Regions from separate parts of the Homo sapiens genome. Here region 2 is linked to region 1. Evidence: chromatin loops called from intact Hi-C (ENCODE). Cell type or tissue: endothelial cell of umbilical vein. All regions are shown on one strand.

Region 1 (2,500 bases):
AAATTTTTATTTATTATGCTAGAACATAATTAGTAGTTATTCGAGTGAGCACAGACAGAATTACATAAAAACAACAGGTGCAAGAACTCCTAGATAATTTCATTAATTGCAGAGGCTCTATGGATTTGGAGCAAGATGTCTAAAATACCCCAGAAGCAGGTGTTCTAGGTCTTCTTATGGCTCATGTGGGCACTTGGAGGTATTTGATGTGGTAGATAACAGCTTGCTTAAAGACAAGGCTGAATAGGACAGCTGTCAAGGGCATTAGTGGTATGTGATGGGTGAGGACTGGAGAATACAGAAGGTATAATCAGAGTCCCACCAGGGCCAACTCTGGCTAAGCTGGTTTCTGTGTTCTCAGAACCCTCTGTCTGCTCTGGTTTCTCACTGGGGTTTCCTGTGCTTTCCGCCCGCCAACCGAATCACATTGCCTTTCCGTCTAGGTGCTGCTTCCTCCTCTTCTCATGGCTAACTCTTTCTCATGATTTAGGGTTCAGCTCAACTGTTACTTCTTCATGGAGGCTGATGCCTCCCAGTCTTCATCTTAAAAGTGTGCAGCTTTTATCACCGTCTATAACTATGTTACTTAATCATCTGTTTATTATTCACCGTGTGCTACAGAAGATGATCTTGATGAGAAGAAACTGCATGTTACCCAACAGTTTCTGGGTCATAGGCATGCATCAGGTAACTGATGAATGAATGAATGAATGAATGAATGAATGAATACATTAATCTCCAAGATTCCTTCAGTTTACGATATTCTGCTTGACTATCTAGTCCCTCAAAAGGCATTACCTTTCCCCTGTATTATCTCAAGCACCCTATTATAACTTTTTGAGTTAGTAGCATGTTCACCAAGGCTAATCCTCTTTAGCATGTTAGCCAGCTATGATGGCCACATTTTCACATAACAAGATGATTTCACCAAGTTAAAAACTTCTTTGGGATCTATTCGTAAAAGTATATATAAGAGTTTACATTTCTAACAATATAGAAAAATGTAGAGCCTCCATTATAAAACATCTAGAAATGTTGGAAAAAAATATACAAAACATACTTTTAAAAGCACTGACTTTATAAGATAGTACAAGAAATGTTCAGGAGCTAAAATTGAAACAGGTCACAAACCAGAGCAGTACAGAGACAGGAAGCCTGCGGTTGTCCTGGGAGGGAAGTGGGAGACAGGAAGGGGGCGCCATCGCACTAGCTCAGAGCCAATGCATGCGTGGAGATGGCAGATGAGGTCCTGGCTCCACACATATATAAGGCTGGGAGCTGGAACTGAAACACCAGTAGGGGACTCTTGAAGGACTCTATTTTCAGTAATAGAGAGGTCCTTAAATAAATCCACCCACTGACAGGGAGATGACAAGGTATTTTGTTTATTTCAGTCTGGGTTCTGAGTGAGGAAAAAGAAAGTCTGCCCTGAGTGTTCCTGATCAAGACCTGCCCCCACGTGGATTCAGGGCTTATCTTTTATAGCTCAAGAACTCTCAATCAAGCAATTCATGTAAAAATGAAGCCTGGTTTTCTACCCATGGGGCATTCGACGGAGGCAGTTGTAAAACTTTGCTGCAGAATCACACCTTCGATCCAGGCCTCACAGGATCCTCACAGTTAAAGGCTCAGTGTTGATAAATTCGCAATCTATATTTATGAAACACTCAAGCTACCAGGAGCAAGAGGCAGCAGATACCACAAACAGCATGACTGGATACCTAGGAATTTCCGGTGAGTCAGACATAGGCAATAAAACAGGTATCTTTAGAATGATTAAAGACGTAACACAATAAAAAAAAAAAGGAGAAAAATGCAACTGCAAAGTTGACGGAATAAACAAACACAGTGCTTAGAAAAGAAAAGTATATTCATTGAAGCTGAAAACTTAATTGACGCATTAGAAAGAGCAAAGGAAGCTGGAAGATAACATTAGCTGGAATAGCATTAGTTGGAATATGCAACTGGAGTAAGCATTAGCAAACTGGAAGATAGCTCTGAGCATGAATTCCAAAGAGATTGAGACAAAAAACATGAATAAAAAGGGAGAGATGTAGAGGATAAAATGAAAAGATGTCCAGTAAAAGTTCCAGAAGGAAAACATGGAAAAAATGAGGAAGAGGCAAAATTTGAAGATGCAATGACTAAATTGTCTAAAATTTTTGAAACATAAATTGTCTGATTCACAAAGTTTAAAAAGTCCTGATCAAGAAAAATAAAAATAAGTTCATTCCTAGTGTCAACAACAAAACAAAATGTAATGAAACAACAAAATGTCAAAGACAAAGATCTTCATAAGCAAAAAGTCAGTTAACCAAAATGAACAATAATTACATTGATATAAGCAACACTGTAAGTGTACTAATATCTTTGAGATGCATAGTTATCAAACTAAAGTTCTATGCCCAACTAAACCATCATTAAATAATAATAACAATTGAGAGTGCACCCCTAAAGGACCCTACTAGTAGATGCAATTCAGGAAGAACAAGGCTGACCT
Region 2 (2,500 bases), 120 kb before region 1:
GCGTAGTAAGTTTCTAGACTGTATAGAAGTAATATAAGAACTAATTAAAAGATGTGATATTTATAATACATTTTAAGTTCTTTAAAAGAAGCATTTTAAAAACTTAAAATATATTACAAATATTACATCTTATAATTCCATGGAAGTGCTACACCCATCATCTCTGATTTATTCTCTGCCAGTCATCTACCAGTTTCTAAATGAGATTAACTTTATCTACATAATTCAATAAATCTGTGCCTCTAGCAGGATAAAGGGGCTGTAAACCCCATACCTTGTCACACAGCACCATCCATATAATAAGCATTCCTACAAATCAAAAAGTGACAAAAATGGTGCTCTCCTCTTGTATCCAGTTTATCTCTAAAATTACAGTGAAAGGGATGGAAACAATGGTCCCAAGGGCAAAGCCTAAAAAATCACTCCATTCACTCATTCTTTCATTTATCTGATTATTTAAGCAACTGATATATGATGGGCCCTGATTATTTATGTCAGGCCATGTGGCAGAAGGTAAGGAGGCAAAGATGAATACAAGAGGGACAGTCTCTGGCCACTATGATCTCATAACACAGAGGGGGAGAGGGTTATCATAAAAATAAGCCCAATACAGTGTGACACCAACATTGGCAACCCTCCACCAGGGCAGGGAGAGTCTGGAAGTGGGAAGGGCAGTCTGTTGACTTTTCTTTTACTTGCCTCCATTGACTTTTTCTAATGACCATATATTGCTTTTATAATTAAAAAAAAAAAATCCCAAAGTGAAATAAACTTGGAAACACAATGAGATAAATGCAATTAGTAGAGTCTTAGAAGGAGGGACTACTAACTGCCTGTGGTTCTCAACACTTAACATGGAATAACATACCTGAAATGGCCAGAGACCACCCTGGTCCTAACCATGGCCAACGACCAGACTCCAGAAGGAGATAATTGGTGACTAGCTACTCCCACCTTTTGCCTACTGGGTCTGCCTTGTAGTGGCAACAGCAATGCCTGGATGGCTTACACCCATGCCAGACGCTGATCAAACATGTACACATTATGAGCAGAGTGTTATGAAATTCCTCCATTAATTATATCATTGTTAGCTGTCCAAGACACATACCACCAGAATAATTGCTCACATCCCTTAGAACTGGCAGATCCAGCAGGAAACAGTGATCGCTGCTGTTTCCTCAAGGTAATTGTGGATATGTTTCAAGCCTTCCTCTGATCTTTCAAAAACAGTCAAGGGAAAAAGCATAAAACAACAAGCAATGTGGGCTGTGAACCACTTTTGACACTGTCTTTGGTGTCACAGATGACCTCCCAAATGCCAGATCCAACGGAAACTTTTCAGTGCACGTTTATTGACTACTCTGCCCCCATTTTACACCACAGCCCTTCTGAATGTGCTGCCCTGCCTTAAGTTCCATCATAAAAGCTCTCGAGAATTTCTTTGTTTCCCTGCCTGTTGCTTCCCAGTCTCTTACTCAAGTTTCTTTTCACCAGTCCTTTAACAATGGTGCTTCCCAAGGTTCTGCCTTTCTATAGGTTATGCCTGGGCAGTTTCACCGATGACAACGCTTCATCCATTAATCTGCACAGTAGCTCCAGCCCATGCAATCAGTCACCTCCATAAGGTTTAAAGTGATGACCTCTGCTCTGTCGTTCTGTTGCTTGGCTCCCACACTACCAGTCCCCACTGCTGACCAGTCTTCCTGCTGTTCCTTCTCAGAATCTTACAAGGGCCCCTCTTTCTCTGCTTTCCCTTGAGCAGGGATATTCTGCAAGCTCATCTGCCTTTCCAATTCCATGTCCTCTCCCTGACTGACTTCATTCCTACCTGTGGCTTGAACCATCACCGACAGATGGATGACTCTCAAACCTGTATCTCCTATTAAAGTTTCTCCCCTGAGCCTCAGAACTTTATATTCATCTGCCTACTGAACAGCTCCATCTAGATACTCCAACGGCATCTCACCCTCCACATGTCCACAGATAAACTCATCTTTTACCCTCAGACCTGATCATTTCTTCAGCCTCTCCCATCTTACCTGTGGTGGGAAGTGGGAACTTATCCAGACCCAAAACCTCTCCCTCCCGCTCCAGCAAGCTACCAGCTAGTTGTCCTCATGCCTGGTCCAAGATCTTCTCTTCTACTGATCCCCTCTCAAGGCCCTCCACCCCTGACATAGATGCCTGGCCTCCCACATCCAGGCTGTCCTTAATCGACTTCATGCTCCCTGCTAGGGCCAGGGTGATATGTGAGCCATTCCCCTGCCTGAAACCCTTTCATGATTCCCCACAGCTTTCAAGAAAATATTCCTTAGCAAACACACAAGCCTTTTGTGATCTTGCTGTCATCTCCCTCTCTAGCTTCATCTCTTTCCACCGGCTCCAGTAATTTCTTGCATTTCCCCAAATTCATCATGCTATTTCAAACCTTCAGACACACATTCATGTTATTTCATCTGCCCAGAAATGACCTTCTGAGACAAATGCAGATATTTGTCTC

What was found. A loop is a pair of places that touch in the nucleus more often than their neighbours do. Peaks named below come from ENCODE experiments on the same cell type or tissue, not always from the same donor. Only the 100,000 strongest peaks of a DNase experiment are listed, where the experiment ranks them.
Region 2: it touches region 1 in a loop (3-fold over the local background); 1 of 110 quality-filtered maps calls a loop at or near these places.

Annotation. Positions count from the first base shown.
Region 1 is chr6:53,733,906-53,736,405 of GRCh38, reverse strand. The region is part of intron 1 of LOC124901334 (a long non-coding RNA gene); the gene reads right to left. Among named protein-coding and RNA genes, the nearest start is that of LRRC1, 60 kb to the left of the region's middle. RefSeq lists an enhancer at 1,004-2,203. In endothelial cell of umbilical vein, a CTCF peak has its summit at 1,193; a DNase peak (open chromatin) is centred at 1,715; H3K27ac peaks cover 1,750 bases.
Region 2 is chr6:53,856,519-53,859,018 of GRCh38, reverse strand. All of the region lies in intron 2 of LRRC1 (leucine rich repeat containing 1), which reads right to left. Among named protein-coding and RNA genes, the nearest start is that of LRRC1, 63 kb to the right of the region's middle. In endothelial cell of umbilical vein, no CTCF peak of the experiment used is centred here; a DNase peak (open chromatin) is centred at 1,158; H3K27ac peaks cover 1,316 bases.